3 separate regions of the Homo sapiens genome follow, and all the other regions are linked to region 3. A link is a loop called in an ENCODE intact Hi-C map of the cell type or tissue named here. Cell type or tissue: Calu3. All regions are shown on one strand. Each heading gives the region's core, and the rest is flanking DNA. Links, peaks and the distances in the headings are about the cores only.

Region 1 (10,846 bases), core at 1,990-6,989, 110 kb before region 3:
TTTAATATGGATTTGATTTGCTAAAATTTTGTTTAGAACTTTGTATCTGTGTTTTTGAAAGATATTGGCTTGTAGTTTTCTGGTATTGTCATTATCGGGGTTCAGTGTCAGGGTAAAGCTGGCATCAAATAATGAGTTGGCGGGCATTCCTTCTTCAGTTTTCTGGAAGAGTTTGTGTAGAATTAGTGTTATTTCTTCTTTTAATGTTTGGGATAATTCACTAGTGAAGAAACTAGAGTTTTCTTCATTAGTGGGAAAGTTTTTTTTGTCTGTAAGTTCTATTTTATTAGTAGAGACCCGCTGACTTTCAACCCCTATCGCTTTGGCCCCGGAGCACCCAAGCCACGGTTCACCTACTTCCCCTTCTCCCTGGGCCACCACTCCTGCATCGGTCAGCAGTTTGCTCAGATGGAGGTGAAGGTGGTCATGGCAAAGCTGCTGCAGAGGCTGGAGTTCCAGCTGGTGCCCGGGCCGCGCTTCGGGCTGCAGTAGCAGGCCACGCTCAAGCCACTGGACCCAGAGCTGTGCACCCTGCGGCCCCGCGGCTGGCAGCCTGCAGCCCCACCTCCCCGCTGCTGAGGGGGCCTCCGGGCAGGATGAGACTCCCCGGGCAAGGGCCGTGCTCGTCCACCTCTGCTGTCCACGGCGACCCACCCTTCTCCCCTGCCCTGTCCCCTGGGCCACCCTTCATGCTGGCTTCTAGCGGGCCCTCTGCCGACCGCCTGCTTCACACCCCTCAGCGCTCCCTGTTGCCTGCGGACTCCACGGCCCTTCCTGGACTGGCCCTTGCTCAACTCCCAGCCACCATTGTCCCTACCACTGAACCCTTGCACAGGCCACTTCCTCAGACGAGACAACCTCTCGTTCACTCCCTAAAGCCCTCTTCAGGTGTCACCTCCTCCAAGAAGCCCTCCTCGCCACCCCCAGCCGGGTCAGAGGACCTTCCTCTGTGCTCCCTCGGTCACCTGTGCTACCTCTAACACCACTGACCACACTGTATCGTGAGTGTCCATTGACGTGACCAATTGCCCTGCCAGGCTGTGACGGCCTCAATGGTAGGGGCTGCATGTGATTCGTCTCTGAGCCCCCTGTGCCCACCCAGGGCCCGGCACAGAGTCGATGCTCAATAAATGTGTGTTGACTGCAAAAAACAAAAAACAAACAAACAAACAAACAAACAAAAAAGAAAAAAACAAGTAGATACAGAGATGCTAAGGTTATTTCTTTTTGACTGTGCTTTCATAATTTGTGTTATTTAAAGAATTGGTTTGTTGAGTTGTCAAATTTATAGGTATAAAGTTGCTCATAATATTCTCCTTTTTTTAATATAAGGGAATGTGTGGTAATGGCACCTGTCTCATTCCTAATTTTGTAATTTGTGTCTTTTTTCATATTTTCCCTGATCAACTTGGCTGGAGGTTGGTCAATTCCATTGATCTTAAAAAAATCATCTCTTGGTTTCATTGATTTTTCCCCCTACTGTTGTACTATTTTCTATTCCATTGATTTCTGCACTGAATTTTATTATTTTTTCTTCTGCTGTTTATTTTGCCATTATTTTTAATTGCTATGTCTTCAAGTTAGCCATCCTTCTGCCATGTTTAATATATCCTTAATCCTACTCAGAGTATTTTTCATCTAAAACATTGTAGTTTTCATCTCTAGGTTCTATTTGAGTATTTTTGAAATCATCCATGCCTCTACTTAACTTTTGAACATATAGAGAACAATTATAATAATTATTTTGACATCTTAGCTTGACAATTTTAAATCTGTTTCAGTTCTTGGATGGTTTTGATTGCTTGGTTATTCTCTTTGTGTTTTCTTGCTTCTTTGCATGCTTGGTTATCTTTGATTAGATGCCAGAAATGGTCACTTTTACCTTATTGGGTGGTGGATCTTTTTGATTCTTATAAATCTTCTTGAGCTTTGTTCTGGGATGTGTTAAGTTGCCTGGAAATTGTTTGATCTTCTTGGGTCTTGCTTTTATGATTTATTTGGCATATCTGAGCAGTCTAGGGCTAATTATGCCCCACTACTAAGCAAGATTTTCTGGGGTACTCTACCCAATGCTCATAAAGTATGATTTCATTCAGCTGTCAGAGGGGGGAATATGCAATATTCCCAGCCCCGTGTGAGCATCAGACAATGTTCTTTAATCTTTTCAAATTATTTTTCCTCCATCCTGAAGTGTTACTTCACATGCATGTGCTAATCAGGACTCTGTTGAATATCAGAGGGGGATGCTCTGCAGATAGTCAGGGCTCTTTCTCTGCACATCTCTTTCCTTTTATTACTTTGTCCATCCATGAACTCTAGTCCACTTGGTTTCCCTAACTCGCAGCCTTATTACCTCAGTTCAAGGATCCTACTGGGCTCCTCTCAGACTTTCTTCTCTGTCCCGTAGCCTGCATAGTCTCTGAAGGCAGCAAGCTGGGGCAGTCATAGGGCTTACCTAGTTTGTTTCTTGTCTCTTAGGGAGTAACTATCCTTTGTTGTCTTAGGTCTAGTGTCTTGAAAATGGCGTTTCTGACATTTTATCTTTTTTATTTTGAATGCAGGAGGGTAAATTCAATCCTGGTAACTTAATTGTGGGCAAAAGTGCAAATCTCCTGGCATCCAATTCTTACCATAGATTTCTGATGTCTGGAAGCATGGTGGAGCAACACACTTCTGAAGGGACAGCAGGTGCTGTAGTGAAGTTTTCCACAAAAGAAGAAAATGTTGTGCTCTTTGTCTACCTCACCAACTTCCCTTCAGCCCTTGGGGAGTGTAGAAGACCTCCATGTTCATCAGGGCTCCATTTTAAGGAGAGAACAGAAGTTGGAGGATAAGGTGGGAGTTCTGATTGATGTGGACCAGATAAGGTGACATCTGGCCAAAGAGGAAGCTGGGAGCCACAGACTGCTAATAGGATGAAGGGAGACACAGCTACCCCTCTGTGGGGTCATCAGAGATGGAGGGGGCTGGCATAAAGATGAACATCTGCGTCCAAAACCATATAACTCCATACACCACATCATCTAATAGGAGACCAACATATTGTCAGAGGCCGCCAGCAACAGAGGGAAGCAGGTAAAGCCAGTGTAAGATCAGGAGCCTTTTTCCACCAATGACAAACAGCCACTTATTTAGAGCGATCTCTGTTATTCCTCTTATTTTCCCTTCTTCCCTCAACATGAAAGGCACTAGACCCAGAAAAGAAAGGAGAAAATTAGAAGACAAGACCACAACCTTTTACCACCCTTGGTGTTTTTTTTTTCTTTTTTCTTTTTTTTGACAGTCTCACTCTGTTGCCCAGGTGCTGGAGTGCAGTGGCGTGATCTCGGCTCACTGCAAACTCCGCCTCCCAGGTTCAAGTGATTCTTGTGCCTCAGTCTCCCAAGTAGTTGGGACTACAGACATGCACCACCATGCCCAGCTAATTTTGTATTTTTTTTGTAGTGACAGGGTTTCTCCATGTCCCCTTCCCACTCTCGTAACTTGAGGTACAAGTCTGGCAAACATTGAAGCGAGACGAGGAAGTGCTATTGAAACTGGATATGAGATGGGAGTTGTGAACTAGACCAGACGGGACTTTTGGTAACTGATATCGATGGGAAAGCAATGGGATCTACCTGAAAATATCATTAGAAAATGATACTGACAGATAGGACAAATCATGGTTAACAGTTGTGGCTAGAGTAAACAAGTTGAACTGTTTATACCTATACCGCAATGGATTGAGGCTTCTCAATAAACTGGTTACATCTGATCTGCTAACAACAGCTGCTAAACATTGAAAGGGGTACTGTGCTGACTGCTGTATACACACTATGTCATTTGCTCTTCACAACCTATAGGATGGGCACTAGTTTTTCCCCCTTTTGGCAGATGACAGAAACCGAGGCACAACCAACTTGTCTAAATATAGATTACAGAAATTTCACATGTATCTCTCCAGTTCACAGGAAGTGTCATTCTCCTTAATCACTTTGCTCTTATCCTTGATGTTTTTCCAAACATTTTTGCTGATGTTGAGTGTTTTCCATTTCTCTGAGCTGTGTTGTCAGTCCATCTCCTGATGAAGCAAGGGCAGTTTGAATGCTGAATGGAGGTGGATGAGGAAGGGGAACACTACGTGAAAATATTTGTTTTACACAGATGAAATGTTGGATCAGAACGCACGGAACTACATCCAGGTGAGAGGCATCAAATAAATCACTTAACCTCTTTGTACTTTAGTTTCCTTATATGTTTTTATGGGCATCATGATAGTGCCTACTTCACTGGGCTGGCGCTGGAAATGAAGTGTGATTACAGATGAAGCTGTTAATCAGTGTCTGGCACACGGTCTGCTCTATCCGAGGATTAACCGTGTTTATTATCTGTCCTTTATTACTAGTTAAGTTCTCTTCACCACTGAAAGAAAAAGTCCAAATGAACCCAAACATATGAGTTTATTTTCTCCTCCACATTTTCGCTGCCCCTCCTTCATTACTCTATCCCCATCACCACCCCAAGAAATTAGATCTTTGCATAGCAGAAAACACTTTTCCCATTCATAAGAGAAAGAATGGGACTTTTTTTTTTTTTTTTTTTTTTTTTTTTGCTATTCCAAGAGAGAACCCACATTTGACACTGGATTTCCACCCAATTTTTCTAAGTGCACCTGTGGTTACATTGCTGGAGGTGTCAGTGTGAGGATTTAAGCCCAGCTGTATCTGACAGCTGGTTACCCAGATGAGAAACCCCAGAGTCCTCTTCCACCCTTTGCAGTGAGCTGCCTGGACCTGCAGGATCCCTGCAGTACCTTCTATGTGCACCAGGTGGCAGGTGCTGCATCGGAAACGCAGGTGCGGCAGCTGCACAACTGGTTCTACGGGTGGATCTGAGCACCGGGCTCACCTGGGAGATTTCTAATAATACAAATCCCCAGGCTCCGCCCCTGAGATTTTGACGCCGTGGGTTTGGTGTGGCGGCCTGGCATATGTGTTTTTATAAAGCCCTACAGGTAATTATGATTCAGCTTGGTGCAGGGACCTGCGTTTGGAAGCCGCTGCTTCAGAGTGTTCCAGAGAACGGCAGCCTCACGCAAGCATGAAGCGTTTAACTGTGCAACACAAATCAACAACCTGGGCTCCTAGAATTCAGGGTGAGGTTTCACAGAGTGTCAGAGTTGAAAAGGATCTTGGGGCTCACTGATGAAGCATTAGCGACGAGGAGCCTGAGGCCAGAGGGAACGTGCCACGGACAGCCTGAGCTACAGTGCAGGTCTCCTCCCTCCTCCGCAGCACTGCTGACCACGGCTTTCCGTGGTTATAATACTGTCACTTCCCCGCTAGCCCAAGGATCTGAAAATACTTTTGGTAAGCCACGGGAAGGACCCTCCTCCCTGAGTCAGTACCTTTAACTGCTGTTGGAACAACTCCAAGCCTCAAATAATTCAAAACTGTGTGAAACACGTTTTTGCCTGAATTAGGGTTCACACCGGGTGGCCTTTGTCCAGAGGCCATGTTTATTTATTTATTTATTTATTTTTATTTTATTATTATTACACTTTAAGTTTTAGGGTACATGTGCACAATATGCAGGTTAGTTACATATGTATACATGTGCCATGCTGGTGTGCTGCACCCATTAACTTGTCATTTAGCATTAGGTATAGCTCCTAATGCTATCCCTCCCCTTCCCCCCACCCCACAACAGTCCCCAGAGTATGATGTTCCCCTTCCTGTGTCCATGTGTTCTCATTGTTCAATTCCCACCTATAAGTGAGAACATGCGGTGTTTGGTTTTTTGTCCTTGCCATAGTTTACTGAGAATGATGATTTCCAATTTCATCCACGTCCCTACAAAGGACATGAACTCATCATTTTTTATGGCTGCATAGTATTCCATGGTGTATATGTGCCACATTTTCTTAATCCAGTCTATCATTGTTGGACATTTGGGTTGGTTCCAAGTCTTTGCTATTGTGAATAGTGCCGCAATAAACATATGTGTGCATGTGTCTTTACAGCAGCATGATTTATAGTCCTTTGGGTATATACCCAGTAATGGGATGGCTGGGTCAAATGGTATTTCTAGTTCTAGATCCCTGAGGAATCGCCACACCGACTTCCACAATGGTTGAACTAGTTTACAGTCCCACCAACAGTGTAAAAGTGTTCCTATTTCTTCACATCCTTTCCAGCACCTGTTGTTTCCTGACTTTTTAATGATTGCCATTCTAACTGGTGTGAGATGGTATCTCATTGTGGTTTTGATTTGCATTTCTCTGATGGCCAGTGATGGTGAGCATTTTTTCTTGTGTTTTTTGGCTGCATAAATGTCTTCTTTTGAGAAGTGTCTGTTCATGTCCTTCGCCCACTTTTTAATGGGGTTGTTGTTTTTTCTTGTAAATTTGTTTGAGTTCATTGTAGATTCTGGATATTAGCCCTTTATCAGATGAGTAGGTTGCGAAAATTTTCTCCCGTTTTGAAGGTTGCCTGTTCACTCTGATGGTAGTTTCTTTTGCTGTGCAGAAGCTCTTTAGTTTAATTAGATCCCATTGGTCAATTTTGGCTTTTGTTGCCATTGCTTTTTGTGTTTTAGACATGAAGTCCTTGCCCATGCCTATGTCCTGAATGGTAATGCTTAGGTTTTCTTCTAGGGTTTTTATGGTTTTAGGTCTAACGTTTAAGTCTTTAATCCATCTTGAATTAATTTTTGTATAAGGTGTAAGGAAGGGATCCAGTTTCAGCTTTCTACATATGGCTAGCTAGTTTTCCCAGCACCATTTATTAAATAGGGAATCCTTTCCCCATTTCTTGTTTTTGTCAGGTTTGTCAAAGATCAGATAGTTGTAGATATGCAGCGTTATTTCTGAGGGCTCTGTTCTGTTCCATTGATCTACATCTCTGTTTTAGTACCGGTACCATGCTGTTTTGGTTACTGTAGCCTTGTAGTATAGTTTGAAGTCAGGTAGTGTGATGCCTCCAGCTTTGTTCTTTTGGCTTAGGATTGACTTGCAAATTATGAGTGAACTCCCATTCACAATTGCTTCAAAGAGAATCAAATACCTAGGAATCCAACTTACAAGGGATGTGAAGGACCTCTTCAAGGAGAACTACAAACCACTGCTCAATGAAATAAAAGAGGATACAAACAAATGGAAGAACATTGCATGCTCATGGGTAGGAAGAATCAATATCATGAAAATGGCCATACTGCCCAAGGTAATTCATAGATTCAATGCTATCCCCATCAAGCTACCAATGACTTTCTTCACAGAATTGGAAAAAACTACTTTAAAGTTCATATGGAACCAAAAAAGAGCCCGCATCGCCAAGTCAGAGGCCATGTTTTAATAGCTCTGCAGCGCGGCCTCCCTGCCATCCATGACTGTGGGGATGCTCGCCCCTGTCTCCCAGCCCTGGTGCATCCCCAGCCCCATGCTCCAGTCTTCTCACGGTCCTTGGGCATATCAAAACGTCTCTGAGCCTCCATTTCTTCTCTGTGAGACAGGGGTGAGGATTACTTGAGAAAATGTTCAGCATTTCTGTGTGTAACTGTCGAAAAAAAAAACCAGAGCTTAGTTTTCCTCTGTACTCTGTCTTTCAACACTTTTAATTTGGACTCTAGCTTTGCAGAGGCAAAGGTTCTCAGAAAATCTATAACCGAAACCCCTAACTTTATACTCGAGCAAACTGGGTCCAGAAAGCTGAATGATTTACACAGGGAGTTACTGTGAGAGGAGAATTGGCATGTAGGTGTCCCGATGTCCAACCTTCTGCCCTTTCTTCCGTATCACAATCACGCAGTCCTGGGGCCTCTCCGGTGGAGCCTCTTACTATCATTATTCTGAGTAGTTCTGATGCTAACTGGTGTCTTCCCCTTCCTCCTTTCCTTTCAACAACATTTAGTGAGCACCTGTTTTATCTTGTGCCCTATACTTGGTTTCTGTTAGAGAACCTTGCCTTACCTACTGTAAGTATTAAATACATCTTTGACGGTGGTTTAATTAATCACATTTATTCATATATTTAGTGATAAGCACTTGCTTTGTGCTAAATCCTTTTTAGGGAGGCCGCGAGGAACACAAGGGGAGCAGATAATGACATGGTCCACAACACACTTAAGGAGTTGGCAGAGTTTGGGATCAGGGGATTCTGCGCGTGTGTGGATAATCAGCATTCAGGAGAAGGTGTAGTGCACGTAAGTACTGGTGTGTGCACCGTGGTGGCAGGAGGTCACTTTGGTTTGGGGCTGGAAGGCTGGGAAGTCAGACCCTGCACTTTCTCAGTGTAAACCCTTGATCCCCCTTCTCCTTTAGCCTCTCTCATGACTGGTTCTGCAGGCTTCTGTCCTGGACCTTCTCTTCTCACTCTATGTGGTCTTTCTGGAGCATCATCCATCTTCCTGCCTCAATAATCATCTAATTCTTGATGGCTTCTAAATCTGTATCTCCAGAGGAAAGTGTTTCTCTGAATCTCAGACCTTTACATCCCACTGTTTCCCGAATGTCACTGATTGCATAACCTGTCACTTGTACAGAACTGAACTCCTCTCCCCTCCAATCTGCTTCTCCTCAGTGAGCTCAGAAACCTGGAAGTGGTCCTTGACTCCCCCACTTTTCTTTACTGTTCCACCACCCCAGTAATAATGAGGTTCTTTAAACCCCAGAATCCTGGAAATCTAAACAGCCCTGTCACAGATTCCTTTTTCTCCAACCCACCTTTTCTGCCACTGTCAATCTCTGGGTACAATCAAGATTCACCAGCATTTTTGTAACAACTTTTTACCCAACTGGTCTTCCTATTTTGAGTCATGCTCACCTATGAGTCCTCCAAATTGGACCCAGAGAAGTCTTATATAAAATAAAACAAACAAATGGAGCCCCTCCATCACTTACAGCTCTTAGAGTGTCTTCCCTCTGCTCCTAAACTTCACACTCCTGTAAGTGGCCTCTGCAACCTGTGCTATGGATTGAATTGTGTCCTCCAGAAATGTACATTCAAGCCCTAACTCCTCATACCCCAGAATGTGAGCTTATTTGGGAATGGAGTTGTTGAAATGTAATTAGTAAGATGAGGTCATGCTGGAGTAAGGTGGGCTCTTAATCCAGTATGACTGAAATCTGTATAAAAAGAGGGAAATTTGGACACAGACATAGGAATAGAGGGAGGACAGCCATGGGAAGTGAAGGCAGAGATTGGAATTATGCTGCCACAAGCCAAGGAACACCTGGTGCTGCTTCCAGAAGCTGGAGGAGGCAAGGAAAGGATTCTTCTTTCCAGAAAGGCTTTGGAGGGAGCAAGCCCTTGCCAATACCTTGATTTCGGATCTCCAGCCTCCAGAACTGCGAGACAATACACTTCTGTTGTTTTAAGCCACCCAGTTTGTGGTAATTTGTTATGGCAGCCCTAGTAAATGAACATAAATTGTCATGATCCAAATACCAGGTATCTTTCCAGCCTCCTCTGCAGTCATGTGCCTCAATTCACCCTGTTATCCCAGGCACACTGGATTATGTACAGCTCTTGAAACACACTGTGCACCTGCACGCCTTTGCTCATACTGGTCTCTGGTGGAAGGCTCTTCCTCTTCTCTGTTTGCCCACCTTCTCCACAACTTCTTCCTTCTGCTCCTTCGGCACCAGATATGTGAACAACAATTCTTGTTCTGGCCTCCTTGAGAGCAGGGACTCTGCTTCCCTCTTCTCCATCCCTGTTGCTTTAGCACTGAGCTGACCTAGCATAATGCTGCAAGAATTGATCTGAGTTGGGTCACATGTTCTCCCACAGTTTATGATGTTGCTGGGTGGTGGGATTCAAAATGCTCATTCCTCCCTCCTCACTGGATTTCCAAAGAGGGGTTCACCCTGATTTCACCACCCACTAAAATCTAATTAACCACAGGGCATGAATTCTTCTTGGAAACCTCCAAACTGCCAACTTCTTCTCCCTCATGCTGTTGCCAAGGCTCTCGAGTGGGCTTGAAGGAAGGAAACGTGGACAAAAAGATTTTGCTCGTTTCTTTGAGGCCAATGCCTAATCACTGTCCCTCTTCAAGTGAAAAATGGGGAAAACACTAGCTAACTGTTGTTTAGTGACCCCAACTCCCACCCCTTTAAAATAAACACTCTTTTCAATTAGGAAGATTTGTCACCGGGGACAGTAATTCCATGTCCTACCAAAACAAACACAGTTGTAATTAGTTTTATCCAGGAAGAAAATTAACTCTGTTTATCTTAGCATAATTAATCACTGACCTCTTTCTGTCCGGGCAGCTTCGGGGAGGGCACGGGAGTGGGGGGTTGTGATCTACTGCACAGGGGCGTTCTGGGCTCCATCTATCTCTCGTGTTGGTTACACAGCTGTCTGCGTGAGTTATTTGAATTAATATTCCTAGCCAAGAGTTGTGGAGCTGCCTCAGAGCTAGACTTGGAGAAACCACTAAATAAGGCTATGATTTTATGGCTTCAGTCTGTGGAGAATTTTAGATGAGTACATATCAGATGGGCATTAAGACACGCGGCCGACACTGAAGTTTGCTTGGCTCCTTTCATGCCCTTCACCTTGACCTCAACAAGTCTTGAGAAAGGGGAAGGATCCTCAGGCAAAGGCATTGGTCCTTGGTTATGGAAGAGAGGCTGTTCTTGCAGTGAGGAGGGACAGGCTTTGGGGCTATGGTTTGGGTGTCAGTCTTTTTTTTTAAATTTTTTTTTATTATACTTTAAGTTCTAGGGTACATGTGCACAACATGCAGGTTTGTTACATATGTATACATGCGCCATGTTGGTGCGCTGCACCCATTAACTCGTCATTTACCTTAGTTATATCTCCTAATGCTATCCCTCCCCACTCCCCCCACCCCACAACAG
Region 2 (10,846 bases), core at 3,867-8,866, 250 kb before region 3:
GGGACGATCAGGGGAGGCAGTGGCTCCATAGCTGCAGTGTTTATACATTTGCAGTGTCCTGCTCCAGCAATCAGCAAGCACTACTCCAGACCAAGTAGGGTTCAGGCACTCTGCTGTTCCTCTGCATGACTCAAAGGAGATGTGGCTGCTGCTATGATGACACTCTCAGGACATCCCTCACCACCCACCTACTGCCCTCCTGATCAGAAGAAATCTCCCAGATCCCGAGGCTTGGATCAAAATAATGATGACTACTGCAACAACAATAATGTTAATGACAATAATTTTGCACATTTACCAGGTTCCAGGCAGGCATTACTTTAAACTCTTTATGCATATTAATTTATTTGATGCTTGTAACAACCTAGGAGGCAGATACTATTATTACACTTATTTTACAGTTGAAGTAACGGAAGCAGAGGAGGCTTAGGAACTTGCTCTACACAGGAAGACTGGTAGGGGCCTGAGCTGGGATTTGAATGAGGCTGGCAATGTGAGAGCTCATGCTTCTTACTTGCTATACCCAAGCATTTACTGATTCGTCATTTCTAAGTATTTTAGTTGTTACTGGATTTTTCTTTTCTATTTTGAAAGCCTAAACCCAAACGTACTTGAATCCAAAAGAAGAGCACAGGCTTTGAAGTCAGGGAACAGTGGGTTCAAAGTCCAATCATTTGGTTATTCTGAGCCTTTAGAAAAGTTTCTTCCTCTCTCTGAGCCTTGGTTCCCCAATTTAAAAAAATGGGGATAACACTGGTTACTCCAGAACGGGGTTCTGAAGATTCAACGAGGACACGCACACGCAATCCCCACTCAAGGACATGGCACATGACTAGTGTTTAATCCATGTTAGGGTCCTTCCATTTTTGGCACGAAATTTCACATGTGTGTGAAAGATGCCAATGTTCCCCCACAGGTAAACTGTAAAATGTAATTAATATCAAGTTATAAAGTGATTATTGAGCTTCTACGTCCCATTATTACAAGTCAATATTGTGCACTTTCAGCCTTCATGGAGAAAGGAGGTTGAAAAAAGCACAAATAATCTCAAACAAAAAACAAATGCAAGCTCATTTCATTGGTTCTACACCCTAATGCAAGACCTTAGTTCCACAAAGATCACAGAAATCAGAGTCCAATTCTTCATTACAGATGGGGAAACAGAGGTCCTTAGAAGGACAGGGTCATATATTCAGCTACTGGAAGAGACACCCCCACTCACGCTAGAACTTATTCTCCTGACTCCAGCCTGGTGTGCTGGCACCACAAGAGGAATGCACATTTGCAACCTCTGCCTCAAAAAAGCAAAACAAAAACACAATGTAGAAAATTTCACTGTCTCTCTCTTTTCCAACTATACGTGAGATGCATCCAGAAAACACACACACACACACACACACACACACACACACACACACACAGAACACAATGGAAAGAAACATCAGCTGCAATTTATGAGATATGCCTTCAAATAGAATTTACTGGAACTCAACCATGAGCATTTACCACACACCTACTGCCTGCCAGGCCCCATGCTTGTTGCTTTACACACATTATGTCTTCTAATCAATGCTGACAATAGTCATCTGAGATTCAGCCAGACACTCAACTAATCATTTCTGCAACCTAATATATGCTATGCACTGTCATGAGCAATAACCAGGGCCAGGGGCCATCAAGGGAGGCTTCCCAGACCTGAGGCTTGGCAAAGCCTTAAAGGAGGAAGCTACCTGGGGAATAAAGGATGATGCTGCAGGACACGGGAGTGCATGAGCCCAGGAATGGAGGGGCCACAGAACATGAAATTCTCAGGGGTGTGGAGAGAGGGAGCAGGGGGAATGGCAGAAGAGTTGGATCCAGCTAGGTCCTATGAAAAGAGAGCAACCTTGGCACTGAGCTGTGAATGGTGGGAACTCTGGATGGTGGTTCTCAAGAAATATTTGTTGAATGAATAAATAAATGTATGAATTCAGAGCCAGTGGAGAATGAAGTAAAGACCAATGGGAAAAAAGAAATAACCATTAGGAAGTGTCTCAGGGAACAGAAGCCAAGACAGAGTCAGAGGTGCAAGCAACTCACTGGGAGTAATGCTTACGAAAGGCAAAGGACAGAAGAAGCACAAGTAGGCAAGGAAAAAGTTGACTGTAGTGCAGGCCAGACATGGTGAAAAGAGCAGGTGGAGGAAGGAAGAAGGATCAGGTAGGAAGTGCTGCAGACTGAAGCCCCTCTACACATTTCTCAGCCTGCCCAACAAGAAGCTCCGGTGCAAAAATTGTCCATACAGGAGTTTGGGCAGAAATGGTCAGGCTTGACTGTTAGCTGGAAGTCTGCCACTTCTCTCTACTCCCTGGCAGCAGACTCTTCCCGAAGGCAGATGTAAGCAGCTCACGGACATGGCTACCACAGTAGAAGATGTGATAAGCAGGCTGATTCCAGAACACCAAGGAGGAAATAGCCAGCTCTGTCCTGGGCAAACTTCCCGGGAGGGAACATCTCAGAGGAGATTTGGAGGTTGAGAACAAACACTCATTAGATAGAAAAAAGGGGGCTACAATTCTTGGAGTAGAAAATGAACCCCCAAAGGCACTGATGCGGGGACAAGTCTGAAATGTGCTGCAGGACATGTAGTTCAGTGATTCTGGAGCTTAGGAAGGGCTGGGGAAGTTGGGGGTGGGTGGGGAACAGATCTCCAAGGGCTGTGTATGCCACGGGACTGATTCAGACTTCACGGCCCAGGCAATGGGGAGCTCTGAAAGAAGGAGTTGTGTGTGCATTTCTGTTTTAGATCTCTGTAGCAGCACTTGGAGATAGTGAAAGGGCAGGAAGGCAGGGAAGCAATGTTGCCATGTTCCAGGGAGACGATGAGCCCCCAGGCACATCTTGGATTGGACATGGATGTAGCCGTAGCTCTGAGCTCTGAAACTAGTCTAAGGGAAAGAGGCTTCAGGAAGGATTTTACCAGGTCCAACAAACATTTGCATGCTTTCTGCCTGTGTTACAGACCTTAAAGCTTTACTAGCCTGCTCTCAGAGCTTTCATGGTTTTCATTATTAAAAAATAATTTACATATAATAAATGCACCTTTTTTTGGTGTATGGTTCTGTGAGTTTTGATGAACATGTACAGTCATGTAACCACCCAAATTGAGATATAAAACAGTTCCAACACTCCAAAGAATTCGTGTCCCTCTGTAGTAAACCCTCCCTCCTCCTCAGTCCCTGACAATCACTGATGTTTTCTGTCTCTATAGTTTTTCCTTTTCCAGAATGTCATATAAATGAATCATTTTTCGGTCTGACTTCTTTTCATTCAGCACCATGCATTTGAGATTCATCAATGTTGGGCCTGTATCAGTAGTTTTTTTCCTTTTGTTGCTGAGCAGTATTTCATTATTTGGATACACCACAGTGTGTTGTATTGTCTCCCCAGTTTAGGGATATTTGGGTTGTTTAAATTTGGGGTAGCTACAAAGAAAGCCACTATAAACATTTCTGTGTGAACAGAGGTTTTGATTTCACTTGGTTAAATACCTGCAAGTGGGATTTCTGGATGTGGTAAGTGTATGTTTAATGTTATAAAAACTGCAAAACTGATTTCCAGAGTGGTTGTACCATTTTGCATTCCCAGCCACAATGTACAAGATTTGTAATAGCTCCTTAATCTCATCAACCCTTGCTATTATCGGTTTTAATTGTAGCCACTGGATTAACTGTACTGTAGTACTCCACTGTACTTTTACTTTGCATTTTTCTAATGACTAAACATGTTAAGCATCTTTTATTATGGTACTTACTTGCCATTCATATATCTTCTTTTGAGAAGTGTTCAAATCTTTTGCTTATTTAAAAAATTGTATTTGTTTTCTTATCATTTAGTTTTGAGCATTCTTTATATATTCTAAAGACAAGTTCTTTATCAGATATGTAATTTGCTTTGTCTCTGATCTTAGGGGAAAGTATTTTATTTTCACCATTATATATGATATTGCTTGTAGGTTTTTTGTAAATGTTCTTTATCAGATAAAGTTCTCTTCTAGTCCTAGTTTACTGAGAGTTTTTATCATGAGCAATATTGAATTTTGTCAAAGGCCTTTTCTGCATCTAATGAGATGATCATATGGGTTTTTCTTCTTTAGTCTACTGATTTAAGAAATTACATTGATTGATTTTTGAACATTAAACCAGCCTTGTATTCCCAGGATAATTCCTGGGTCATATTGTATTATCCTTTTTATATTTTGCTGGATTTGAATGACTAATAATTTTGTTGAGAGTTTTTGCATCAATTTAATGACACAAGGGGTTTTGGTCTATAGTTCTCTTATAATTTCTTGGCCTTGTTTTGGTATCAGGATAGTCCTGGCCTTATAAAGCTGGGAAGTGAGTTAGGAAGTGTTCCCTCCTCTACCCTCTCAAAATTTTATATTTTGTCCTTTCACTATTCTTTGTAGTCTTTTTCATCTGTGTTACTAGTTTTGCTAATTCAGTTTGCTTCAGAGACTCAATTGTGCTACACACAATAGCTCAAGGTGATGAAAAAAGACAAGTAAGACTAGGTTTTTTTTTTTTCCATATGGAGGTAAAGAGAAATAATAATAATAGGTACCTACCCTTTATTGAGCTCCTGGTCTTTTCCATGCATTTTACTCATATGAACACCAAACCTTTGTTGCAACCCTGTTATGCCAGCTTTAAGCATTTTAAGGATGAGAAAGTTTAGGCTTAGAAGAGGGAAGTAGCCTGTCTAAAGTCACATTATTCTCAAAAGCAAGAGCTGTGGTTTGAAGCCTGGTTCAAAGCTTATGTTCTTCCCACCTTATTTTGTCATCTCTACTAATGCTTATGAACACCTACTAAGTGCCATCTATTTTAAATCTTTTATTTCTTGTCACTGTTAATCACTGCAACTTTATGAGATTTGTGCTACTTTCTCCCACGTTAACAGCAAGGAAATTAAGATTCAGAAAGGCCAAGGACCTCACCCAAGGTTGGTCAACACTGTTAGGCACCAAACACCCAGGAGTGATGGGGCAGGAGGTAATTAGCATAATGGCGTCATTAACACATACAATATATAACTCATACAAAGCAGCTTTGCAGAGTGCCACAACTGAGGCATAAACAGAGAGGCTGAAGGCAAGGAAGAGATTAATTATGACTTGGGCACTCCTAGAAAGTGTACAGGAAAGAGGTCAAGCAGCCAAGACCAGAAGACATGGTTGGAGGAGTTCGGGCGTCAATTGAGTTAAAAATCTTGGTAAACAGCAAAGGATGGCCATGGCCCATAGAGTGAATAAAAGCCAAAACAAGGAGGTCATGCAGCTAGATTTTCCAGTGTCATGACGCTGATGCTGAGCAGAGCTGACATGCACTAACACAGGAATAGCTCACATCTGCAGAGCACTTGCCTTCCAACACATTATCTCCCGCAGCTCACAGGGTGATTACCCGCACTTTATAGGTGAGGAAACCGAGGCTCAGAGGGTAAAGCCCCTGCTGGTGACTATACACAACCTATCAGAAGCTCCAGGCCTAGACCTGATTCCTAGTCCAGTACTCCTTAAGACAGAAAGTCAAGCACAGAGCAGCCCAGGTGTCATGAATCTGAATGAAGCCAGATAAGTACCCCAAAAGGCTCTGAGACTTTTGGTGACATGGACTCTTAAATCTGTGGCAACAAAAATTCTGGAATTTGGGGGGCCGTGGGCTTTGGAATCTTGAGGTCAAAAGGTCTGAAATTCTAATGACGCAGGCCGTAAAATCTTAGGGTCAAAGATTCCAAAATAGTGCTAATAGGCTCTGGGACAGTGGGGATAGAGAGACTTGGGCATGTAGGCAAAGGTGCTGTTATCCTGAGGGCATATCCTGAGTGATGGCTTGCCAGGGATGTCCTTTAGGGGGAGCAGACAGACCAGCTAAAGGCCAATAAGCAAAATGGCTTTGCAAAAGGTACAAGGAGTCTAGTCAAACATTAAACTTCCCAATCAGGCCGGAACTGTCACCCCAGCAAACCTGCTGTGCTTAGAGCACCTGGTGGTAAACACACCTATCTCAGGTTGTTAACTTTTTACCTCTTCTTGCCCCTGGAGACAGGAGACAAAAGACAGGAGTTGAGGGTCGAGTACAGCCTTCAGATTTAAACCTCGAATGTCTAGACCTCCCTATCTCTTTCCAACCCTTTAGGTTTAAAAAATCAGACCATATTTTCATTTTCAAGAGAATGAGGGAGAGGAAATGCAGCTCCAAGACCTCACCCCAAATTCTTTTCTTTGCACTTGGTTTATTGAGAAGAATACAAAATTCTTACCCCTCCATAAGCTTCTAAGACCGTCCCAAGTGACAAATAAGATGACCTTTCTCTCTCCTTAACCTCAGTATTCCTCCTTCAAAATTTCAAGATGTTTCCCTTCCACTTAGTTCCTTACACCCGCCACTTCTGTGCATCTGAATCATCTCTCTCACCACCCTCTCGCCAAGCCTCCTCATCACCCCTCTCTCACTTTTAGTCTCCATCTTTCTGTCCCTACATTTCCAGCTCCCATGACTTTGCTAAGTTTTTAAATTAAATCCTCATGACAAATCTATAAGACTAATACACTGACATTAACCATATTTTATAAATAAGAAAACTGAGGTTCAAGGGGGTTACGTGACTAACATAAGGGCACACGGGTTGTAAATGTCAGAGCTGAGTTCAAACAATAACTTTAATGCTATTACTAATAATAGTAAAATTGCTAATACATAGTAAGAGTAACTGCAATTAATGCTACTATGATGCATGCTGTGGGACAGACACTATTCTAAGCACTTTTAAAATATTAAAGTAATTTTTGAGGGTGATATGGCTATTATTATTCTCATTTTACAGATGAGGAAACTGAGGCCCAGAGAGCTGAGTAAATTGCCCAAAGTCTCAAAGTTCTGTTTGACTCTGAAGCCTGTGAAGCCTGGTCACTTCCCTGCCCAACTCTATTGGCCTCTCCCATCAGTCCACTCTATGATTGTATTTTCTTTTCTTTCTTTTTTTTTTTTTTTTTTTTTTTTGAGACAGGGTCTCACTCTGTCACCCAGACTGGAGTGCAGTGGTGCGATCTTGTCTCACTGCAACCTCTGCCTCCCGGGTTCAAGTGATTCTCCTGCCTCAGCCTTCCAGGTAGCTGGGATTACAGGTGCGTGCCACCATGGCCAGCTAATATTTGTATTTTTAGTAGAGACAAGGTTTCACTATGTTGGCCAGGCTGGTCTTGATCTCCTCACCTCAAATGATCCACCCGCCTCATCCTCCCAAAGTGCTGGGATTACAGGTGTGAGCCACTGTGCCCAGCCTATGATTGTACTTTCTAGGCTATGGTTCTTCGGATCTGTGTCCCCAAGGTCCCAGAAACTTTCTAGAGAAAATAATACATTTTTCTGAGAAAAAGTCCCTGAAAATCAAGACACAACATTTCAGATTTCATTCATTCATTCACTCATTCAAAAAATAAACATATTTACCAAGCTCCTAGGATGTACCAGGCATGGAGCCTACATTCCAGTGGGAGAGACAAAACTATAAGAAGGAGGCAACTAAGTGCCAAGATTTCAGGAAGTGACAAATGGTGTAAAGAAAGGAGAGAGAGGTAGGCGGGGCACAGTGGCTCACGCCTGTAATCCCAGCACTTTGGGAGGCCAAGGCAGACGGATCACGAGGTCAGGAGATCGAGACCATCCTGGCTAACACTGTGAAACCCCATCTCTACTAAAAATACAAAAAAATTAGCCGGGTGTGTGGTGGGCGCCTGTAGTCCCAGCTACTCGGGAGGCTGAAGCAGGAGAATGGTGTGAACCTGGGAGACAGAGCTTGCAGTGAGCCGAGATCGGGCCACTGCACTCCAGCTTGGGCGATAGAGCAAGACTCCGTCTCAAAAGAAAAAAAAAATAATAATAAAAAGAAAGAAGAGAGAGGTAAGGTGTTCAGAAGCATGGGCAGCAGGAAATCATGCAAATCTAATGGACCCTTTATCTGTCCAGGACCAGCCACATACACACATCAGAAGAGAGCTCTGTGCAGATGAGCTCAAGTATAAAGGCCCAAGACAGAAATGAGTTTGATGAGCTGAAGAAACAGCAAAGTTAGAATGAGATCAGAATGGGAAAAGACAAGGGAGATGATGAAGCTGGAGAGGCAGACAGAGAGCACAGAAGGAAAACAGGGGCCAGGGGATGGCTCTGGATTATTCCACATGTGAAGAATGGCTTCAGCCAAGTCACAAGGGAAGTGAGAAGAGATGGCTGCAGACAAGCAAACAAGGAATGCTGAGCTCACCAACAGAGGCTGCCTCGGTCACTCTCAGCCTCTGCTGATTCACTCGTCTTTGCCTCTACCAGAGTGGTGGAAAAATGTGTCCCCAAATTTTCAGCCACCAACACCTCCCTATGTGAACTTGGCAAGTCGCTCAGCCCCTTGATGTCTCCTTTATTTTTTATCTGCAAAAAGGCAATGGAAACTCCACTGGCAGTGGTGAGGGGGCACTGGTGGGAAGGGTACTGATGCTCACCTGGGACCTGAACCCTTGGGCCTGCTTCCAGTAGAGAAGAGGGTTTCATTTCCGTGGGCACAGTGCCCCACACAGAGCAGGCCTTCAATGCATTTTTATGAACTAAATGTCCCAAACAGAGATCTGGAGGTCACAGGGGCATGGTGGTCCCAAAAGTCCTGCAGGGCATGGTAAGCCAGGCTGGACTGATGGGCTGAGACTTCAGGCGTCGACTCTCCTTTCCTCCCCAGCGCCAAGCCAAGCGGGCAGCAGCAGGCCCACTGCACCAGAGGCAGACAGGCAGGCGGGCAGGCAGGGGCGAGTCATCGGGCACATGGAGAAAGGAGGGCATTGTCTGCTGAAACCCAACCAAGGGGCCAGGGCCACAATGCGGGGGATTCTTTTGGGAGAAACAGACATGGCTTTCTTTCCACCAACTGCTGCTTAAACAGCCCACTGGATTTGATTCTATCCCATTTCACCCCAAACAAATGATAAATAAATAAACCTTGGTGAGCTCAGAGCACTGGAGCCAGGACCCTGAGCCTAGAACAGACTGGATGCCGTCCTCCCAGGGCCAGGGAGTTCCTTTGTCAGGTGGGCCCGCCTACACTCCTGCTGCCAGGTATGTGGGTGAGTTTGCAGAGGGGCAGGCTCCAGGCTAGGCTGCTGCGGCCTGAGGAAGTCCCTCCAGATGTGGGGCACAGCTGGTTGGCTGTGCCATCTCATACCCAAGGTAGAGAGGGTGGGGCAGCAGAGGAAAAGATGGGGGCCTGGCTGCAGGGAAGCAGGCTGAGCAGTCCCTAGTAGCCCGGTGTCCTCTGACCCCTCACCTTGGTCCAGAGGCTTGGTCTGGAGAGACCATCTGCACAGTCCTCTGAAACTCTCAGTGAGGTGACAGCAGTGGCCCATGCTTCTCCCCACTTTATATACTAGGGAACAAGTCCCAAAAGTGATGTGCCCCGCTCAATGTCACAAAGTGAGATAATCACAGAATGCCAGAGGTTCCCTCCCGTGTCCTTTTTTTCTAGATGGTCAAACTGAGGCATAAAGCAGTCAAAGGCATTGCCTGATCCCATAGGAGCTGGGAGTTCTGACCCCTGCATCGCTCAGCACCCTCAGTGCCCTGAAGAGGGAGCAGCGACTTCTATTGCAGAAGCCTTCTTCTGACCCAAAGCTTCCTCCCTGGCACTCACTGCAGTTGGGAGAAGTAAGCTACAGCCTCACCTAAAGGAGCCAGGCATTATGCCATGTGCCACACTCCAAGGCACCTACAGTCTGAGGCCCCCTCCATGTCAGGTTCCCATCCTGCCCCTGGTTCTTTGCTCCTGTTGAGCTCCTATCCTGCTTTCCTTCCTACCTGTCCAAATGTGCTCCTTCATTGAGGCCCCAGGTACATCTCCTCCAGGAATCCTCCCTTGCTCCCTCCTGCCTCTGCTCATCTAGCCCTTCTTACAGCCTCTGCTGCCCATTCTGATAGCTGGGCTCCACTAAGACCCTGAGCAGACATCTGGTGGCCTTTAGATAAGGTGCAGAGGGCAGCCAAGCCCACAATGGCCACAAACAGAAGAATGCCAGGCTACTTCAGGCCTCCAGTCCCATCTGCTGACTGCTGTTCTCTGTATCTAAGACACCCTTTCTGCTCTTTGTATGGCAGTTCCTAATCCTCCAGGACTCCTTCCCTGACACTCGAAGGCCTCGAGCACACCTCTCCCTCTGTCTCAGCACCTGTCACCCACTCCTGGACTCACATGTGTCTGTCTATCTCTCCCACTAGACTGTGTGTCCCTCAAGGGCGTAATACATTGTGCAGAGAGAAGGGCCACCCAGGGCTCCTGTGACCCAGGCCCTCCTTGACTTATACAGTATTTACTGAACACCAAATGAGCAAAATGAACTATCCCCAGTCTTACAGAACTACTCTCCCACATGACCTGTCTCCTGGAGGACACCGAGGCCTCCCCAAGGGCAGGTCCAGTCTCTTTCTCTTCTGGGTCTTCTCGACTATCAGCTCCCAGAGGAAGGTGCGGGTCTCCTCTTGCCCTGTCTTTTGGGACAGCCGCACTCTGCTGTGACAGAAAAGGGACTCTGCCTGGCTGGCATCTCTGGCCCCAGGTTCTGGTCCAATCCATGGGGCAACTCAGCAATCCCTAGCTACCATTAGGGGAACATTTGCTTGGGGGAACATTTGCTTTAATTTTCTTAGCTCCTGACAGTGCATAATTGAAAAATGCCACAGAGGACTGCCCAGCCCAAGCAGCCCAGAAAAATGGGCCGAGAGCACCAGGCATGCAGGTACTGCACTTGTCCCAGTGCAGATGATGCACA
Region 3 (10,846 bases), core at 2,578-7,577:
CATTGGCCTTTTATCAACATCAAAGCCTTCCCATCAGGAAGTAAAGATGTTACCCCAACCCACACAGAAGTTAAGGAAAGAGCAATGAAAAATGGATACTACATGCTTTTTGTTAACCTAAAAGGAAAAAAAAAAAGACTGAGGCAAAATTAATATAAGTAGAGAGTTTACTGGGGCCACATTTGAGGACTGAAACCCAGGACCATAGATTCAAGTTGCCCTGAATATACACTCTGATTGGCAACAGTTACAAGTTATTTTTTTGTTTTGTTTTCTTTTGTTTTTTGAGATGGAGTCTCTCTCTGTCACCCAGGCCGGAGTGCAATAGCACAATCTTGGCTCTATGCAACCTCCATCTCCCAGATTCAAGTAATTCTCCTGCCTCAGCCTCCCTAGTAGCTGGGTTTACAGGCACCCGCCACCACTCCCGGGTAAATTTTGTATTTTTGTTTTTAGTAGAGATGGGGTTACACCATGTTGGCCAGGCTGGTCTTAAACTCCTGACCTCAAGTGATCCACCCACCTCAGCCTCCCAAAGTGCTGGGATTATAGGCATGAGCCACTGCACCCAGACTCAAGTTGGTTGTTTTCTTTTGTTTTGTTTTTTCAGACCAGGTCTCACTCTGTCACCCAGGCTGGAGTGCAGTGGCGCAGTCATGGCTCACTGCAGACTTGACCTCCCAGGCTCAAGTAATCCTCCCAACTCAACCTCCCAAGTAGCTGGGACAACAGGTAAGCACCACGACATCTGGCTAATTTTTAAATTTTTGGTAGAGACAGAGTCTCACCATGTTGCCCTGATTGGTCTCAAACACCTGGGCGCAAGCAATCCACCTGCCTCGACCTCCCAAATTACTGGGATTATAGGTGTGAGCCACTGCGCCTGGCCACAGGTCAAGTTTTAAAGGAAAAAAGGAGGAAGTTTCTATGTTGTTTATCAAGATGTTCTTAAAATAACATAAGCTATTGATTGGCTATACATTGTTCTTTGTATCACGAATTTCAGAAACATGAAGATAATGAGTGAGGCAACTAGTCAGGAACAAAATATCTTTAAAAAATTGCCCCCAGATATAGGTGCAGGGTGGAGGTGGGGGTGACTGATGTCCTAAACTCTTGTTTCTCTGGGCCTGATAAGTCTTCTATACCTCACATGACTCAGACTGCTCTGAGTTATTTTTTCTTCTCATTTCCTAAAAGCAAAATCTGATGGATAGCACAAAGGTCTTGCAATCTAGAAAGAAAATTCAGCCATTCTTTCAATAATTATGTAACCACCCCACAGATTCTCCTTACCTACTTCCCAGATACAGCCAGTTTATCAAGACAGGGGAATTCCAATAGAGACAGAGTTTAATTCACGCAGAGCCAACTGAACAGGAGACTGAAGTTTTATTACTCAAATCCATGTTCTCAAAAATTCAGAGGCTTGGGCTTTTCAAGGACAGGGGAGGCAGGGGAACAGGTTCTGCTGATTATTTGAGGATGCAATCCTAGGGGTGTGGAACACGGTTGCAGTACACTGAGTCTGCTTCTGGGTGAGGGCCACAGGACCAGTTAAGTCCAGAGTCGTGGGTCCAGGTGGGGCCATCCAGTCATCATAAATGCAAAAGCCTGAAAAGACAACTCAAAAGGCCAGTCTTAGGTTCTGCAATAGTGATGTTATCTGCAGGAGTAATTGAGGAAGCTGATTTCCAGAATAATGACTAGTCATCATTTATACCTACATCTTAGCCGAATTCAGCCTCCTCTCATCCTCCTAACCTGATGGTCTTAGTTTTACAAAGGTGGTTTAGTTTGGGGAAGGGCTATTATTATTTAAACTATATACTAAATTTCTCCCAAAGTTAGCTTGGCCCAAGCCCAGGAATGACCAAGGTTAAGGGTAAGATGGGGGTTGATTAGATAAGATCTCTTTCTCTGTCATAATTTTCCCACTGTTATAGTTTTTGCAAAGGTTGTTTCAATTAGGGATTTTCTATGTGTCTGGCACTGTGCTGGGGATAATACAACGAGCAAACAAAGGCCAATCCCTGTTCTCTGGAGCTTGTGGGAAGAACACGGATCTTTGAGAGCTCAGAGTAAGGGAGTGGGCCCAGGAGAACTCACTGGCCAAAAGCAAGAGCATGTGCAGAGGTCCTGCAGTGGGAAGAAGTACAGGACATTGCCAGGAAATCTAAGACAATAGCAGGTGAAACATAGCAAAATAGAGGGAGATTTGAGGCAAAATGAGGCTGCAAGGCAGACTGGGCAGGGTCTAGTAGACTATGTTCAGGAATTTTAGCTTTATTCTGAGAGTTCTGGAAAATCACTGAAAGGTTTTAAGCAGAGTGTAAGATTTGGGAAGGACATACACAAATACTCATTTGAAACTATCTCTTTGGCTTGAGTGTGAGAAAAGATTGGAGAAGGGAGGAAAGGCCAGGTCAGTGACTCTGCCATCACCTAAGTAGTCAGTTAACAAACGCTCCATCTAGCCTGCCCCACACGTGCCTGCAACAGGCAGAGCAAAGTAAGGCAAACTCAATCCCACTCTCAAGCAGCTCAATCTTTTCTTCTGCCCACATTTGCCCCCATCCAGTGCTACTTTAGAGACATTCCCTTTTCTCCTTTCTTCTTATTTCCTCAGGGCTAAAGCCTGATAAATAGAGTCTGGCTTTCTAAGCAGAGATCTGCATTTAGGGAAAAGAAATAACACACAGCAACCCCACCCCTCAGTTTTACATTTTTTAACTTAAACAATTCTCTTTTTCCAGCAGAAAAGCCAGGATGTCACTGTTTATTCACAGCCAGGTCTCCACTCTGCACACTAAAAGTCACCGTAGTGTTTGCAGTCCTCACTCAAGCAGTGAGTGTAAAAGGAATTCCATCTGTCTCTAAAGATCTTTTGACAGGAATGAAAGACCTGTGAGGCAGTGGTTTATTCACCACAGCATCTTGATAGCTCAAGCTAAAAAAAAAAAAAAATGGCTAGCAGGCTGACATTACCAAAGCAGACACTACTTCTCTTTTAAAATTGGTTTTCCTGAGGCTAAATGCTAAACTTTATAGTTTTTGTAATTAAATATTATCCTGATAGAGTCAAATCAATTATAGCAGATAATAACTGCTTTGCTTTTGATTCTCTGGATAATGAATTAGTTGTCCTTACCAAATCTGATAGCCCTTTGGCAAATTCTTTATTCAAATCACTCAACACGTTTGTCAAGAAAGAACGTGGTTAAGTCCCTGGAAGCCTGCCTCCAGATTGCCATGGTAGCATCAGCTACTGCAGAGTCATCAAACATACATTTCTCCATATTTCCCTCAAGAGATTTTTGGAAAATGTCCTTTTGAAACACCAACATGAAAAGCTTTGACTGCTGGGCCCATTACATAATTGATGCCTAAGAACTACTTAATTGTTTGGTCAATAGATTCTCTTAGATCTGTTAATCAATTAATCTTAAAAACACAGGTAAAGCAGTAAGGCATGTCTCACATGACTTAGTCTCAACGAGACCCACTGGCTTCCATCACTCCCTGTTTCTTCCTCCAAGTAGTCGCAGTGGATCCTTTAATAACCTGTGAGTCTCCCTTGACATTCAAGCATACATGGGTGTATGTTTACACTCCATTTATTTACCCATCTCAAAGGGAGCCCCATTCCCTTCTGCCCCTCCTGCCCCTCCTTTCTTGGCTCTGCAGCTCTCCAGTTCCTATGGGGGCACCATAATCTTTCTCCCAGACTAGTGGTTTCAGTGATACTCTTCTGCAGACCAGGCTCTCTCTATTTTCCTACAAATACAGATTCCCTCTAGTCAGGCACCAGTCGCCTCTTCTTGGACCCAGCCAAGCCCATTACAAAGGAGAGACATGTCCCTCCTCAAATTTTGGTTAAATACCATGATAATGTGTTGAACATGCTCCCAGCATTTCTTACTCATTGACTGATACTGTCCCTCTGCTTGGACCCTATCTTCTCTTCTTTTTTAACAAAACCCCATTTATTCTTCCTGCCTAGCTCAAACCCAACCGTCTTTAGAAAGCCTTCAATAGTATTCTCACTCGATGAGATGTATTCTTCTTTAAAGCCTTACATCAGCATTGTAGGAAGGTTTTAGAGTCCGAGGCTCACCTAGATGGGCATCTAAATTCTCTGCCACAAATAACAAACCATTTGGCCACTCTGAGCCTTGGTTTCTTCAGCTACAAAATTGCATAGGAATTCTTTGAGGATTAAATCACATTTTAAAGTGTTTTACACCTGGCTAGCACTCAAAACTAAAAGCAACTATCGGTATTATTTATTTTGATCTCTTGCTGTAATTAGGCTCACTTTTATTATAGTGTTTATAAATTCATTTTTGCTTCCTCCTGCACTTCCTCCCCTTCTCCACTGTGAGAAACTTGGGAGACAACCTAACTAATCTTTAGAAGCCCAACCTCAAAAAGGGGCTAGGATGGAGAGCATTTATTACTAGAAAAACTGACATTATCTAGAATTCTCTGTTGTACAATTCAGAAACCATGTGTGTGGTTATTTATATTTAAAATTAAAAATAAATTAACTTTAAAATTGTGTTCCTTGGCCACACTGGCTACATTTCAAGTGCTCAGTAGCCACATGTGGTTAATGACTAAGATTTTAGACAGCACAGACAGAACATTTTCATCATCGTGGAAAATTCTATTAAACCACACTGGTCTAAATTCTAAATGCAATGACGTACTGTTCAGCAATAGCTCAGACTTCCAGCTGCCCAGAAAATCCCCATCTGATGCTAACACTGCAGGCAGATGGGGTCACACATAAAATAGTATATGGAAATACCACTAATGCTTTACTCCTCATCCCTGAATGGGAACGCCTCTGAAAGATGCTGAAACCTGCCCCATTGCGCCACCTTGTGCCCAACCCTTGATATTGCACATTCAATGTGCAAATAATTCTTACATATCCACCATCCCACAAAAAGCCGCAGAGAAGAGAATGTCCTGGGCTTACACAAAGCAACTTCCTAAATGCAATGGACTTTCTGAGTTACTACCTCTCCATGGCAAGGGCTTATGAAACACACACAGATCTCTCCATGCTCTGAACTCCTGTCTCAATGAAAGTCATGAGGGTTGTTGGTGTTTACCCAGGCATTTTACACTTGACTCATCTATTACTGACCGTAAGCATGTAGCAGTGGCACGTGAACTATCACCCCCAATCCTCACAAAAGTCATGCAGTCCCCATCATTATTTTCACTGGATTAGGAAGGAGAGACTTTGAAGAAAGCCATTTGCTCAAGGTCATACAAATAGTAAGACAAGGAGTGGAAAATCAAACCTAGATCTGACTCCCCAATTGCCCAGCTTTCTCTGTTCCCAGATCTAGCTGGAACTTCACTGGAGGAAAGGGATTTGATCTCCACCTTCTTCTGAACCAAGAAAGGTGTAGCCCAGAACTGGGAAGTGAGCAAATTCCTAAGAGGGATGAGCTAGTGAGCTGGAAGGGAGTATTTGTCACAAATAGCAGCTTCCTTTGCCCGACACCCATTTGCTGTATGATAATGGGCTGCGATGGACAGATGGACCAAGAGTCCTGAGATTCAGAGAGAGTTTAAAGAGAAAGCCATAACATTTCAGCCAGTTTCATTATATTTCTGAGATATTATCACAGTGTTCCAGAGAATGTTTACAAAAGTTTCAGAGATATAGATACTTGTGGATTTTCAGAGAGAGAGAAAGATTGGGAGAGTTACACAGAGAACTTAAGAAAATTCAGAACAAGGTAGAGAATAAATAAAAAGTCAGATAGGGTCAGAGATTTTTCTCATACGTCGGCTCCTACTTGCCAGGAACGTCTCAGAGAATGTTCAACATCTTGCTGCAAAATGAAAAGCCCAGTGAATTCCTTGGCTATCTACAAATATTGTATATGGAAGTTAGCCTTACATGGAGAATGAGATGGGGGTAGAAGGGAGTGGAGAAAGGACAGGTACCTAGTGATCTGCCTCATGGCCCAGAAGGCAGGTGGGATGGGAGATGTTAAAGTGTGCTCTACTCCTCCCCACTGTGGTCATCTTTTGTACTGCATATTCTGAAAAAGCCTTTTTTTGTAGGCAAGCTATTTATTGATAATAAAAAATGCGTCATCAGAGAAGACAATCTGGAAAAATACATAAAGGTGCAAAGAAGGAGTAATTCAAAATTACCTTCTTTGATATATTGAGAATAGCACTTTTTCTGCTAGTACATATGTGTGAATGTATATATGCAATATATGAATGGTTTTGATTTTACAAATATATGGTACGTACTCACATATTTACAAATGGAAATCATACTATCTGTAATGCACAAATTATCACACTAAACATAAACCATTTTTTCTCTTTTTATTTACTTAATATTATAAGCACTTTTTCATGTTAAGCAGTCTTTGAAAACACTAACTGCCTGTGTAACATCCCATTCCATCAATGATTCTCAAACTCTAGCAGGTATCAAAATTACCTTGAGGGCTTTAGGAATTCTGAGCCTCACTCCAAGAGTTTCTGAATCAAGAAGTATCAGCTAGGACAAGAATCTGCATTTCTAACAATTTGCCCAATAATGCTGATCTTGCTGGTCTGGGAACTACAAAGTTGTTCACTACGTTATACAAAAATTCCCTTATAGCTGAATATTTAAATTGTTTTTATTTTTAACATGAAGCCACCCCTAGCCCCACCTGGGGCCTCTCAGAGCTTTGTCAGGACCAAGTACCTGGACCTGGTGTTAAATCTGAGTAAAATCTTAATACATGATAATTTTCATAGAATAAATTTCTACAATGGAAATAACTAACTACAAACTTATGAACGTTTTGGAGACTTAATATGTATGTTCAAGCTGACACAAATAACTGATACCAAAGTGTGTTAAAGGAAAAGACATGGGCCTGGAGGTCGGAAACCTGTGTTTAAATCTTGCCCTGCCACTTGCTTGCTGTCTGACCTCGGACAAGTGACTGGAACTCCCTGAGCCTCGGTGCTATAATTACCACATCAAATATAAACAGGAATGGCCTTCTTTTAAGGTCTTGAACTCAGCCCAAATTCTCCAGCCCTATCTTCTGTCTCAGATAGAATACTGGAGTTGGAAGGAACCTAAGACTGTATCTTGCACACCATGAAGGGTCAGTTTCCCATCCTCTGAGCCTAGGGAGCCATCTATACTTACAACATTCACATCATTTATAACAGTACATTATAAGCAGTTGTTTAAGGGTCAGCCACCTTCCAAGTCAGAGCACGAGGTCATTGAAAGAGATTAGGCCTGGTTCATTTCTGAGTCCCAAGTGGCTATTGCATACATGGCAGATAGTCGCGAAATGTTTGTTGACGGAATTGTGAGGAAGGAGCTCAACCTCCACCATTCCCAAGAAGCCCTGGCATGAGATGATGAAGAGAAAAGAGCATAGCCCTGTAGCTGGGAGCCTTGGGGGTACATCTCAGTCTTCCCATAAATTCACTGAGACCCTGAGAAACTGCCTGACTCCCCCTCAGTTTCTAAGGAATCCCTTATCCCTAATTACCACACAGGGCTAGTAGGTGAAGATAAGAACGTGGTGTGTCGTTTAGACTATAAAGGGTGGTATGGCTGGGACTCCTAAGATCCTCCAGCACCATTATCTGTTCCTGATTTTTACAATTTCAGATTCTTGACAGGGCACAAGATCACCCAAAATAATGACAGTGTTTCCCACCCTGCTTCCCGGCTGGATAAGACCACATGACTAAGTTCTGAGCAACAGAATAATAGTGGAAAGGTTATGTGCAATTTCTAGGAAGTATGCTCTGGAATACTGAGGCAATGGCTGGAGTTTGAGCAGCCATGTTAACAATGAGATGGAATATGGTAGAGAAGAAAGATAAAAGGGGCTGTGCACCTTTAAAAATTGTGAATTATCCTACCAGTCCTGTTCTATCTATCTCCAGACTTACATGAAAAAAAAAAATCTTTCCTGCTTAAGCTACTCTTAACTTGGGCATGTATTATAGCCAGATTAATCGCAGCTGATACATATGGTGCTGCTAATGACAATATTTACATTGAATTACACTTTATACTTTATAATAGCTTTCAGGGGAAAGGAAGAAATTAATGTAATATTCACTCATTCATTTATGTGATGAAACAATGACCATCACTGTGTGTCAGGCCCTGGGCCACGTGCCAGGAACAGAAATGAAGCTGGTAAAACCCCTGCCTCCCATGAGCCCACCACTAGCAAGGGAAACAGATGAGCAGTCATGACACAATTGAGCGGTGTGGTAATGAGGGAAGCATGGGCAACTGTGGGGTGCCATAGGACCCAGGATCTAGGAAAAGGCATGACGTCCGGGATGGATGGGAATGGTGGCAGGAGCTGTGGCTCCAGATCCCAGGCTCTGCCTCCGATTGCTAATCCCAGGCTCCTCTGAATCTCCTTGGCTCAATTCCTATGGAGGCATTAGGGAACCTGTGGCCTGTATTTTCCCTCCCAGTGAGGACCAGATGCTGGTTGAAGAGCTCCCCAGAGTCTTGTTGGGATAACTGCAGTCTCTGCTTTCTGTAGAGGATGTGACAAGGTGAGCTTCAGACTCAGGCAGAAGCCACCCCAACTTAAGGCCTCTTGGGGCTCTGGGATTTGTCAGCACCGAGTAGCTGGACCTGGTGTTCCAGGGTGAACACCAGTGTGGAGCCAGGAGAAGCCGTTCACCTGTGAATGATAACAGGGCCAGCACCAACTCCTACTGACTGAGCATTTCTGTGTCAGACCAAGGGGTCTGTGCTTTACACACTCACTTCATACCTCAAGATGACTGTGTGAGGTAAGCCTTGCTGTCCCCATTTCACCTACAGAAAAGCTGAGGCTGGGGAGGGAAAATGAGTTGGCCAGCCTCACACACCTGTGACTGCCCTGCCCGGGCCAGGCTCAGATTCACACGCCTGACTTTTAAAGCCTGGGACTTGAGCCCTCATGGATAATTTAGTCTATCACACTTGAGAGTTCCAAGGTCATTAGAAACTACTGCAGACATCACTTCACAGATGAGGAAGCAGGGACTCACAGTGACATACAGTCTTATCCGGGGTCATCAATGTGCACTCATGACTACTCCATAGTGCTTTCCCAGACAAGCTACCAATAGTGTTTGTGTGTGGGGGGAGGGGGGTGGTGTGTGCATGCGCGGGTGTGCATCTGCTGGACACACCCATGCATGAACTGTAACTCAACACCAAGACCTACTTTCTAAGGTCCAAATGATGGCCATGTCTCTAGTATTAGCTGCCCTTTCCTCCTGTCTTTGTGTGTGGATGCATTGTTTTATTTTTATTTTTTCAGCTTTATTGAGGCATAATGAACAAATAAAAATTATATCTGCTTAAGGTATATGGTGTGATGACTTGATATAGGTATACAGTGTGAGATGATTACCACAATCAAGTTAATTAATACATCTATCACTTCACATAGTTACCATTGTGTGTGTGTGGTGAGAACACTTATGATCCACTCTCTTAGCAATTTTTATATAAACAATTCAGTATTATTAACCACAGTCACCATGCTGTACATTAGAGCCCCAGGACTTACTCGTCTTACAACTGCAAGTCTGTACTCTCCTCCTGTCTTTAGAAACCTGTTTGCCCAGGTACATAGCAGCTGGGCTGCCAGCAGCAACAACAGCTCCCAGCCCTGAGCTGGGGTCTTCCTTCCACATCTGACCCTGGGGGCCTGGAGCACTCTGAGCCCAAAGCAAGACCTCTCTGTTCCAGAACCAAATCTGGTAGCAAAGCCAAGTGCTGTCCCTCAGAGGCCTGGGCCCCGTAGACTGGAGTGAGACTTCTGGGCCTTTCCAACCGCCTCACCTGGGAGTGGAGCTAGGCCACATCCATAACCTTCACAGCCCTCCTGGCACTGTCAGAGCAGCTGTCAGAGGCCAGCAGGAGCTGCTCCATGCCTGGGGAGCTGCTGCCCAGGAGACTGGGCCAGAGAACTAGGGCCCCAGGAGGTTTTATCCAGGCCAGGCTGCAGAGGGCTGCACAGGTAAGAGTTGTCCGGGGCTGGCAGCAGTGAGGTTTCAGTGGCTAGAGTGTACCATTCTCCTTCATTTGCCTTCCTTTCTTTTCTCCACCCTTGGGTTCCTGTCACCATCCTCCTCAGACCTACTCACCTACATAACAATCCTTTCCTCTTGGAATTGAGCATTTAGCCTGTCCACATAGGGTCTCCTTCCACACCCCCGCCACCAGCACTTTGCCATCTGACAGGGAAGCACCCTGAGGCCTTGGCCCTGTTGGTTGAGGGGGGCATACTGTGAAGACAGAGAGCACCTCTCATGGTCTGCAAGGACCCCGTGAGCTTCTTCTCCCCCTGTACCCAGTGCAGAGAGCAGAGGCACTGTTTCCACAATGCCAGGGGCATCACTGGTACTGTATTCTTGGGTAATGGTGCTCCCTGGAGTTGTGCAGTGGGACAGCCTGACACAGGGCCTGGCACAGAATGTGCTCCGTGAGTGGCTGAGATTAATCAATGGAATTGCATTTGTGCATGAACTGAGCTGAGCATAGGCATGTGGGAAAAAAATAGCATCACTAAGCCTTAAGAAATGAGGGCTAGAGGGGGGCAGGAAAGGAGGGATAAGTGAGGGACAGCTGGCAGAGGAGGGCCTGGCACGGCCTCTGGAACTGGGGCCCAGACCCAGTGGAAACCCCTATCCCCAGTCCAGACATCTTTGTGCCCTCTCATGAAGTGGCATTGTTGTCTGGGGTAAATACCCAAGATTCGTTGTGTCATGGCCACGGAAATCTAGGACGCGGACCCCCCAGAGTTAGGTTAAGAGT

What was found. A loop is a pair of places that touch in the nucleus more often than their neighbours do. Peaks named below come from ENCODE experiments on the same cell type or tissue, not always from the same donor. Only the 100,000 strongest peaks of a DNase experiment are listed, where the experiment ranks them.
Region 1: a loop joins it to region 3, with 2.8 times the contacts of the local background. A loop is called at or near these places in 76 of 110 quality-filtered maps.
Region 2: it touches region 3 in a loop (8-fold over the local background); 8 of 110 quality-filtered maps call a loop at or near these places.

What each region holds. Positions count from the first base shown.
Region 1 is chr1:48,089,059-48,099,904 of GRCh38, forward strand. It overlaps LINC02794 (long intergenic non-protein coding RNA 2794), which reads left to right. Exons shown (of 15, transcript XR_007066073.1): 6 at 2,562-3,075; 7 at 4,041-4,181; 8 at 4,986-5,348; 9 at 8,046-8,178. It also overlaps the pseudogene CYP46A4P. Among named protein-coding and RNA genes, the nearest start is that of LINC02794, 45 kb to the left of the region's middle. RefSeq lists an enhancer at 3,448-4,647. In Calu3, for the core only: a CTCF peak has its summit at 4,827 (motif pointing right); a DNase peak (open chromatin) is centred at 4,843.
Region 2 is chr1:47,942,380-47,953,225 of GRCh38, forward strand. All of the region lies in intron 2 of TRABD2B (TraB domain containing 2B), which reads right to left. Among named protein-coding and RNA genes, the nearest start is that of TRABD2B, 50 kb to the right of the region's middle. In Calu3, for the core only: a CTCF peak has its summit at 5,883; DNase peaks (open chromatin) are centred at 5,912 and 8,832.
Region 3 is chr1:48,197,466-48,208,311 of GRCh38, forward strand. No RefSeq gene overlaps it. Among named protein-coding and RNA genes, the nearest start is that of SLC5A9, 20 kb to the right of the region's middle. In Calu3, for the core only: CTCF peaks have their summits at 4,879 (motif pointing left) and 6,023; DNase peaks (open chromatin) are centred at 4,886 and 6,016.